Linked DNA regions of Homo sapiens: region 1 is linked to region 2. A link is an interaction called in ENCODE POLR2A ChIA-PET data of the cell type or tissue named here. Cell type or tissue: CD4-positive, alpha-beta T cell. All regions are shown on one strand. Links, peaks and the distances in the headings refer to the core of each region. The heading gives the core; the rest is flanking DNA.

Region 1 (5,512 bases), core at 279-5,278, 69 kb after region 2:
ATCTTTCCATGAGTTCTCTGAACCTTTGCTATCCATTCCAGATGCCAAAAGCTGTTCCTGGGGTCCTGACAGCAATGTGCTTCATTATCCATGAGGCTTCCTCATTTCTGGTGCAACTGGATAATCATTCAGTAATTAAACAGATATTGATCATATTGTAATTGAGATGCCCGTAACATAAGTAAGGGTTAACTCTGATACTTACAATCAAGGAAGCATGATTAGATTTTTATCATAAATTATATAATACAATACTATGTCTCAAAAGATTGCTTCGAATGAATTCATTGCTAGTTTAGAGAAAGGAATTACACATTTCTTTTGGAATATTTGCCTAACGCATAGCAAGAATTTGACTTAGGTCTTAAAACATGAGTACATTTTGAACTCTTCAGAACTGGGTGGGAAGCAGGCCAAAAAGAATAGAGATCAAAGTAGAAAGATAAGAGAATGTAGAGCAGTTATGTATAGAAGAATAGAAAAAAATAAGGAAAATCATGAAAATGCAGTGCAATTTAAGTTTAATAGTTTGAAAGAGATTGAAAAGTCATATCAGGGCAATATCAGAGAAGTTCCTTGAATGGCAGAGTAAGAAGAAACTTAGAAACAGAGTAAGAAGAAACTTGTGCAATTAGTGACCTGAGATTTAACAATTTGTGGCTAAATTCAAGGGGCCTGTTTATCCCATATGTCCCTATTTTTTTGCTTCTTGTCATTATGAATAATCAAACCAAGATATGTCAGTTTGTCATGATTACAACTGCGGCAAACGATTTGGCCTATTTACTTGGCTGTCATGTCAAAACTTAGACACACTGATTTGCTTTATAAACATCCACTGAAAAATGGAAAAGGTGAAAAATACAGAATTGATAGTTTTCAGTTTCTCATCCTTCTTGTAGCTCAAGAGCAGCTTGTTCTTTTTTTTTTTTTTTTTTTTGAAACATTTGCTTCATGCTGTGAACTGACAGCCAGTCTTCAAAGTGCAATTCTTCTTAGATGAGGACAGTTCAAGATATTTCTCCTTTTGGCAAGGAATCAATAGTGCATTAAATTCTAGAATGTGCTTTCTGTTAGGAAACCATTACATTTTATTGTACTAATTTGGTTTTATGGCAATATCTAAAATTTGCAGGGATGTGCAGATGACTTCTGTCTTAAATTAGGCAAAATTAAGAGATCTAATCTAGCTTTAGAAATGGATAATCCTGTTCTTAGTTTTCCCTAGCCCTGAAAATTCTGGAAATTCCAGAGATCATTAATAAGCTACCTCAGGATTTGTGTGTGTGTGTGTGTGTGTGTGTGTGTGTCTGTGTGTGTGCGTACCTTAATCTAGGAAGAAAAAAGTTACTAATAAAATAAAATAGAAAAAAAATTGAGATATCTATTTGTGTATTTTACTTGCTGAATGAGGAGGTATGGAAGGACAGGCAGGCCTTTAGTATCCAAGTCTCTTGTTACGGTGACAGAGAAAGGAGGTTTTCTTAACAGAAACTTTGTATTTTAGGTGCTGTCTTGAAAAGAAACCTTACTCAGACTATTTAGGTAAGAGAGAGACATTGAGAAAAGAAGGGCATAGGCCAGGCACGGTGGCTCACGCCTGTAATCCCAGCACTTTGGGAGGCTGAGGCAGGTGGATCACTTGAGGTCAGGAGTTCAAGACCAGCCTGGCCAACATGGAAAAACCCCGTCTCTACTAAAAATACAAACATTAGCCGGGTGTGGTGGTGGGCACCTGTAATCCCAGCTACTCAAGAGGCTGAGGCAAAAGAATCACTTGAACCCGGGAGGCAGAGATTGCAGTGAGCCGAGATTGTGCCATTGCACTACAGCCTGGGGGTGAAGAAGCGAGACTCCGTCTCAAAAAAAAAAAAAAGGGTGGGGGGCATAGACAGCGGCTCTTTGAGGTCAAAGCTATAGTAAACCAAAACTAGAAAAAGGAAATATTCATAGAAGTGAAACAGACTTTCAGAGAATTGGAGAAGACAGTAATTGCATGTTTAACTTACTGTAAGTGGGAAAGATAAACGTGAAGTGCTGCTGCGGTACCCACTGTAGACACTTGGGCGATGGTGTGAATGAGGATTTATAGGGGGATTATGAGCCAATGTCTGATTGGCGAGGTTAAATATTTGGGTATATCACACTTGCCACTGTCCTTCCCTTTCATTCTCTTTCATATGAGCATGGTGAAGAAGGGATGTTATAGTCTGTACGCAGAATAATAGGGTACAATACTATAGATAAAATAAATTAGATCAACAGTTGTTTAAAATGAAATGAAAATGTACTAAAACTCTAGATTGACTACATATCTCATGTCCACATAGGGGACTCTCATATTTTTTTACCCCTTTTCAATTTTCATGTTAGTTAAGATACTTCTCACCTAATGTTTATTTTATTGTTTTTAGTTCTTTTGTTTTCTGTTGTGAAAATGCATGCATGTAGATCAATAATTTGTTAGTTTCTGGGCAATATATTGATCTTTTTATTTGATATTTTTGTTGTCTTTGTTTGTCTTCCAATATTCACTCATGTACTTGCATAACATTTTCTGGAGTAAATGAATACGCTCTAACAAGGGTTTAATTTGATCTATTCTAAATAATAGTTTGGGCAGTTTATCTGCTTGAACTCAAAGTGAACCTAAACCTTTAAAGCTGTTGTTGAGAACATATTGCTGATGAAAGTAGAAATATGCACCTCTTGCTACTTATTAAAAACAAGAACATTTTTAAAAATCATAACTAGAAATTCATGATCATAAAGCTCATTAAAATCCCTATGTATAGAGTCAACATGACTATTAATGGTATGATATCCTAAAAGTTCAAGTAATTTAAAAAAGACCACAGTGCTTCACAGATAGAGTAACTTAGAAAAAAAAGGATCTTTTAAAATTAGAAGTAAGTTCATTACAAAACTTTTACACAGGGTAATTTCTGTAATTAAATCCTATTGTTTCTAATTTTTTTTAATGGATCCACATACAAAGAGGAAAAGAACTGTAACTTAAAAACGTATAGTTCTGGTAATGGTGGAATAGCTATCATTAGGCTAATAGCCCTTCATACGGCAATTAGGTACTTGTAAGGGAAGTTTCTTTGAAGCCACCAGACAGTAAACAAAAGCAGATAGAAATTGGAGGAAATTTGAATCAGGGAAAAGGAACCACACTTCAAAAAGACATATTTACATACATTTTTCCACTGAGGGAAACCATAATGTCTATAGGGTATGTTAGCCACAGAATTCAAGTAAATGGCTGCAGTCACATTGGTCTCTTACATCAGAGGATATTGAGACTGTCTGAAAATTGGAACTGGATAAATCAGGATGAGAACAAAGCCATAGCGCATAGCTAGCTTAAACTATCATCATATCACTAGAGTAGTGAACACTTGAAATCATAACACTTAATATTAAAGTAGAATCTTACCATCACAGGTAATTTGTTGCAAATTCCATTAAAAATGGAAGTATTAAAATTAACAGCTGAAGTGACACATGACATTCTGTGGACATAGCTACTGTGCACTAATAAAAGCCACATTAGTGTAAAATTCAGAATCACCACCCCTTCTTGATATAAATTCACATGAAAATATAGAGTAATATAATGTCTCTTAATTTGTTTCATTCCAGTTTCTACCGGCATGAAATGACACTAGTCCATCAGGGAAACAGCTAGCTTATTTACATAATCACTCACTTAGATAAAAATTCAAAAGTGGCAGAAATGATTAAGTATAACTGTCATACACTTCTTTGTTAAAGATACTGACTTTCAATACCCCTTTGAACAACTCTGATTAGGATATGGTCTTTTACATGCTATTCCTTTAATACATGGTAGGAAAAAGCAAAATTTCCAATCTTCTCAAATGAGTAAAATTATTAGTGCATTAAATACACAGTTCCCACATTTAATAATAAATAGAAAGCCACTTAAAATTATCTAATGAGTAAAGAGGACACATATAAACCTTATTCTAGTAAAAATTATCTCGTAAATCAAAAACATGATTTTTATTCTTTCTGTTAATTACTTCAGAAGCTCAGTGACTCCATCTTAGATAACTGTCTACAGCAGAAAATTACAGTTTAACTGCTCACTCTCAAACATACAAAATATGTATTCCATTTGCTTTCTATAGCAACATATTTTAATAATTATGGAATAGTTTCACAAATTCTTAGATTATTTTCTCACAGTCCACATATAAGCAATATGACATTTCATAGCTCAAAGTTACGTTCTATTACACACAAGGTTGCTTAAATTCGCTTTCGTTTTTGGTTAAACCACGAAAACAGTGAGCTGAAGTAGGCCAACTTTTTATGGAATGTAAGGATCTACATTAACTTTCAGTTGTAATATTTATGTTGCATCTACCCTCAAAAATAGGTAGTAATGAGAAAATAATATATTTATTAAACAAACATGCCAGGGATATGAGTAACCTTATCATTTCTATACATTGCTCTTCTTTTAAAAAGTCCATATTTTTACAGACCTTATATCGTATAACTGTTTTATGTGTATGTAATTAATTTATTGTGCACTGATAGGAGTTTCATTAACATATTAAGTAAACAAGGGAGACAGAGCCAAGAAAGGATAGGTAAATGCAGATTGTATATTGCTAGTGATAGAGACAGGAGGTAGAGAAACTCTAGGCAGACAGGGGTGGGTCCCTGGCGAAACCCCCACCTTTGAGCCAAAATGCCTGAAACCTGCAGCCCAAAGTGAGAACTTCCATCCATGTGTGTCCACTCTCTCCTGAGCAGTTCTTTCTGAATAATTTCTTTTTAAAAATTGAATATTGCCTTTTCCAAAACTAACTATGGCCTGCCCTGCCCCCCTGTGCCTATAAAGACCCTAGACTCAGAGTAGCTAGACAAGAAGAAGCAGCTTGACTCCAGAGACAACAGCTGGACATCGGAGAGAGGCAACCTTACTTCAGCAGAGAGCGACCTTCCCTTCCCGTCTCCTTTCCAGTTCCCCTATCTGCTGAGAGCCACTTTCATCGCTCAATGAAATTCTCCACATTCACCATCTTTCAATTTGTTCACATGACCTCATTCTTCTTGGGCACTAGACAAGAATTTGGGACCCACCAAGTGTGGGTACCCAAAAAGGCTGTCACACCGGCCTTTTGCCCTTGCTGGCAGATGGCAGCTGCCCCACTCAACAAGGCAAAGGGCCCACTGAACTGATAACACACTGTTGTCCACAGACTGCAGAGCTAAAAGAGCACTGTAACACAACCTCTGGGGCCTTGGGGTTGCAGGCACCCCAACCTGGATGCTGCAGCAGTGCCTTCACAGAGTTTGCTCCTGCCAGCACTGAAGTGGCTGGCTGGTTCCTGCACTTGCTCCCCTACACGCTCCCTCCTGCAATGGGGTGAGCAGGACAGGCTGAGTAAATCGGGCCCCCCTGTCGTGAGCCCCAGAAAGGGGTCAAGAAAATATCCTGCATCACTACAGTAGGTGAAAGACCTTTATA
Region 2 (5,512 bases), core at 241-5,240:
CTACACCTGGGCTGATTTACTGATTTTTAAAGTCTAAAACAACCATTCATTCACAGAGAGTAAAACACTTAGTTATTATATATCAGCATTTTCATACATTACTACATGAAAACAGGCAATTCTTTAAATTTATTTCAAGTTCATGAGAGATATTGATTAGGGAGTTTATTCTCAAGTAATATTTTCCAGGTTTTATTATCAGGGTTCTATCTTGGATAGCAAGTAGAGAAACATTATCTATACCTCGAATATCTGAAAATTTTTTTCATAGGTTTGCTATTATATATTTTATAAATATTTAATAGAATTTAACAGAAAAGTTATCTATGTCTAAAGATTTTTTTTAATGAGAAAGTTTGAAATGACAGATCCGATTTCTTTAACTGACATGGAATTGTGCAGGTTTTCCATTTCTTCCTGTGTCAGTTTTTTAAAGTTATTTTTCTCAAAGAATTTGCCTATTTTATTTAAGTTATATTATAGACATAAAGTTTCTCATAATATTCTCTTCCTGTTTAAAATATTTTATAATTCATAATAATCCCCTGTTCTCAATCATCTTGTTAGAAATTTTTTTCTCTCTTTTTTTGTTCCTTCTTGCTTTAACCTATTTAGTGAAACAAAATTTGGCTTGTTTCAATGTCCTTTGTGTTAATCCATTTTCTATTTTACTGATTGCTGTTACTTTAGTTATTATATTCATCTTTCTACTTTATTTGCATGTAGTTTGCTCAACTTTTTCTGGAAATCTATGCTTATACTTAAGTGGTTCACTTGTAAACTGCCTATATTTAAGCCTCTTTTTATAAAATCTGACAGTTTTTCTAATGTAATTGGAGTGGTTAGACCATTTATATTTAATATAGTTACCGATGAGGTTGTTTTAAAATATACAAGCTATTGCTATTTCCTTCTGTTTTTTCTTTTTACATTTTTGTCTCTTTTGAGGAACTCAAGTAATTTTTTATTTTGTCAGCACTATTGCATTTCACTTTTCCTATTTTAATGTTTACTTAGCACTTTAAAATACATATGGCTAACTTGAGCTCAGTTTGAATTAATATTTTAATAATCTGTTAACAAGAATAACAATCTTTTGTTATTATTGATATATAAATAAATACCATATTTTATTCTACTTAAGCCATACATCCAAAATTACACAGATCTTTTAATGTTTTATTATAGACTTTTATCTTTATCTATATTAATCTATCATTCTCATACTTTCCTGCAGATTTGTGCTTCTTCCTGAAAACATTTTTCCTTTACCTGAAGAGTAAATTTTGTTTTTTCTATTGTGGGTATGCTGGAGACAAATTTTTTTCAGCTTTCATTTTTCCAGTTATCTATTTATTTTACTTTCATTTATGAAGGATATTTCACTAGATTAAAAACTATTGACTAGATTTTCTTTTCCTTTTTGCTCTTTAAAAATGACATTTTATTGCCTTCTGGTCATCTGGGTTTCATTATCAGTGATGACAATATTTAAGTTTTTAAAAGCATTTTTATGAAGCCTTTATGATATGCTTTGGGTTGGTGCATATGTGTATTTGTGTTGTATTAATCCTGTTTGGGGTTTAATGAGCTTACTGAAATTCATATTAAAGGTTTTACAAATTTAGGAGATTCTTTCATATTGTATCTTCAAAATTTTCTGTGTCTTAATTATCTTTCTGTGTTATTCTCAGTCTCCTAACATGGAAAAATATTTGACATTACCTCAGAAGACTGATACTCTGTTTTAATTTTTTCTTTTATTTATAAATTAATCTATGCTCACTCTATACTTTGTATAGTTTTATTAATGTATCTTAAATTCTCTAAGCCATTTTTTCTTCTGTGACAAGTCTGCTGTTACCCTATCCAAGCAACACTATTTAAGATTTTAAAAAATTCTTAGTTGAAGAAAATACATTTGGTTCTTTTATAAAATTATAAAATTTCTGTGAAAATAATAATCTCCTATTCTCAGCCATCTGTTAAAATGACCAATACTTTCATTGATTTTGTCCACTTTTCTCTCTGATTTTTCTCTTATTTGTAATCATTTTTATAAAGTGTTTTTTCTAACACTTAGGTTGTTTGTTGTTCTGTTCCCATTTTCTTATTTAACTGTTGAATATGAATATTAATTTTACGGTTTTCTGCCCCTTATGTAAATGTTTTTTGTATACCAAATATTGTGTTCAAAAAAAATTGTAATTTGACCAAATACTATTATATTTTTCTCTTTTGATATACATTTACACGCAGGGGACAATACTTTAATCCTTTCAGGGCTGAGCTGAGTTGTTTGGCCTGTTTGTTTTTGCTGCTGAGTGAGTTTCAGTTTCCTTTTAGCTTCCTGTTCTTAAGAATAACATGTGGTTCCGTACATCTAGCAGGATGTTGTGATATAAGTACAGCAGGACTTCAAAGACTTATTTCTGTTTTTCAATCCATCCTCCAGCCTTCAATTCTATTATGCTTTCAGAAAATGTCCTGTAAAAAAGAACTGGCAGGCAGGAAAAACTTAGCTGTATATTTGGGATCCCACATACTCGAATCTATCACATCAGTTCAAATGGTTGCTATCCATTCCGCTGGTTTCTCCTTATCCCATAACAGTCCCTTTAAGTTTGGCAGGCTTGATCCTCTACCCACCCGTGGCCGAGGTTTAACATATGCCTGAGAGAAGGAAGAGATCACTGGTTTCTGTTTTTCTAGAAACTTCTGGTATTTCTCTGGAACATAATCATTAAGAGTCTTTTGAATCACCAGCACTTTTTGCCTTTAAAAACATAGGACTTTTAATTTATCTAGGAAACAATTTCCAAAAAATGGAAACAATTTTTTCTTACGAATTCTACATTCTAGCTAGAGCAGAATATCTGGAGACAAAGAGCTTTAGTTCAGTATAATAGTGATGACTGTTAATGTTTATTGAATACTGCTGGATGTAAAGTTTGACACTAATCACTTTAAATACGGTATCTCACTTAATACTAGAATGTATTTAGTTATCTCATTTTAAATCAAGGAAAAAAGAATCGTAGATGTTAGTATTTTTCTAAATATCAAATGTTGAAAAAGTGTGCCACAATGAGCTTTGAATTCGGATGTAATTTCCTCAAGAGATGACATATTATGTTGGCTTTGCTTGATGTAGACAACATATAGCATAGTGACTTCAATTTGGAACCTACTAAAAAACCTTATGGGGAGAAGATAGTACTACAAAGGCTTGGAGAGGGACAGCTGTTGGTTAGTATTCATGTAAACACACATACACTGCCTCCTGGCACACCTGAGATGGGAGAGCCAACTGTCTTAAAGTTTCAGTGATGCTGAAAGCATTCTCAATGTTCTGATGAGAATAATATCCACTGAATCAGAAATCAAAGAAATCAACCTCACATGCTATAAGCTTTTATCCCCTACAGCTAGACAGGTCAGAGACAGACCAGTGATGGTCAAAAGATGCTGAAAATTAACAATTGATTCTAAGCATTCTACAGATGATTACTAATTTGTGAGTGTTAAAGAAGTATACTGATTTACCTTTTAGAGGTCAGTATTGAAAGTGTGGAAAAAACCTTCCACAGGATCTAAAGATTACAGCAACAATTGAGAGGCACTTTGAAATTTGTCAAAATGGGAGAGGATATAAGCATTTAGTTTGGTAAAATAGATTCAATCCAAACAACTGTGCTATCATTATCAGCATGAAACAATGTAATAATCTGAATAAGAAGGCTCTGTTTTAAAAAACAGTTGCTAAAGTGTTATGATAACCTCAGAAATATCCCAAGAGGAATGAAACTCTAAACAGAAAACAGGAATTCAAATATTTTTCTCTGAATCGATATTTTATAGTGGGAGAATGATACTTCTCCAAATTGACATTCAGATTTTCAAACTAAAATGTTAATCTTTATCTTTCTGTCATTCATTATCTCTTCTCTGAGCCAAACTCATAAAGACAAAGGTAACATATGTTAGAAATGGAAATGATCATTTGGGCAATGCGTACAATATCCTGCAGCTCCAGTAAAATTATTTCAGTTTTAGTTGTTTTTCTCACATTGGTGTAAATCCTCCCAGGGTGGGGAGAATGGAAAGCATATTACTTCAAATCTTCAAGAAGATCTTCTTTAAACTAAGACAATTTGCACACACATTGTTTCATAAGTGGGAGCTGAACATTTTTACACATGGACACGAACATGGGAACAATAAACACTGGGGGCTACTGGGGTTGGGGGAAGAAAGGGGAGGGTTGAGGGTTGAAAAACTACCTATTGCATATATACTCACTACCTGAGTGATGGAATCATTCATATCCCAAGCCTCAGTGTCACACAACATACTCATGTAACAAACCTGCACACGCAACCCCTGAACCTAAAATAAAAGTTAAAATAAATTGGACTATAAACTTCTCATTTTAATTATAAACCAATTCCAATTTATTTATTTCCCAATTTGCTGTTAGTATTTACTTAGTAACTGTGATGAACCAAAATATAAACATTTTACACTAAAAATTATACAGCAAATATGAGTTGACTTAACCACTATGTCCTTAAGTTCCCCTTTATCCAGTCTTCTATTCCACTATCTGTTTCAATAATGTCAAGATCCTCCAGCTGTGTTTCTTCATTCCTGCCAATATGAGACGTGTAACTTATGTTTAAGTAACAATTTCAATGAATGAACTATTTCTTACAATAGCAAGGAATGTACTACTCCTGGCTTTCAAATTATGATGTAAAGCAATTCTAGTCATTGATCCGCAGGGACAAGGATAGAGATGGTGCCTTATCTTATGAACCCTGTTTGTGAGCTCCCTAACTTAGGGGAGGTTCTTACAGACTCTCTGGGCCAGGGGAGGCTGATGTCACCCTGACAAAAAGGAGGAAACTGCACTTTCTATCCTGTAAAGTCAGAGAGAATCCAGTGTTTAGAGATTTTTCAGGTTTTTCTGCCAAAATGGCTATACTCGAGGTCATAAAATCCCATTCTTTCTCTACCAGGGTGCTGAAATTGGCCAAGAACACCTGTGGAGACCACGCCTTCAGTCTCCTCTGAAGCTGTGCCCTGCAGTTACAGAAGAAAAGGTGCTCTTTGTACACTGCCATAGAGCGCCTTGAGTTAATAGTTGATTAACATAAACTTATTTTTCCTTTTCAAGGCTTCAAAGACTGCTAACCAAATCCAGCTAACTCCACAGTCCTTAAAAATACCATTGCCTGCTTTAAAATATATTAGGAGAATAGGCTGGGCACAGTGGCTCACGCCTGTAATCCCAGCATTTTAGGAGGCAGAGGCGAGCGGATCACTGGAGGTCAGAAATTCAAGACCAGCCTGGCCAACATGGTGAAACCCCGTCTCTACTAAAAATACAAAAATTAGCTGGGTGTTGTGGTGGGTGCCTATAATCCTGGCCACTCAGGAGGCTGAGGCAGGAGAATTGCTTGAACCCAGGAGGGCTGCAGTGAGTGGAGATCATGCCACTGTACTCCAG

The links. ChIA-PET counts read pairs that join two places held together with the same protein. Peaks named below come from ENCODE experiments on the same cell type or tissue, not always from the same donor. Only the 100,000 strongest peaks of a DNase experiment are listed, where the experiment ranks them.
Region 1: POLR2A ChIA-PET joins it to region 2 with 6 read pairs; 3 of 35 experiments call an interaction of 5 or more read pairs at or near these places.

Annotation. Positions count from the first base shown.
Region 1 is chr9:31,414,336-31,419,847 of GRCh38, forward strand. No RefSeq gene overlaps it. Among named protein-coding and RNA genes, the nearest start is that of LINC01243, 36 kb to the left of the region's middle. In CD4-positive, alpha-beta T cell, for the core only: no CTCF peak of the experiment used is centred there; no DNase peak of the experiment used is centred there.
Region 2 is chr9:31,344,898-31,350,409 of GRCh38, forward strand. No RefSeq gene overlaps it. Among named protein-coding and RNA genes, the nearest start is that of LINC01243, 34 kb to the right of the region's middle. RefSeq lists enhancers at 2,249-2,318, 2,349-2,408. In CD4-positive, alpha-beta T cell, for the core only: no CTCF peak of the experiment used is centred there; a DNase peak (open chromatin) is centred at 2,344; H3K4me3 peaks cover 657 bases; H3K27ac peaks cover 2,745 bases.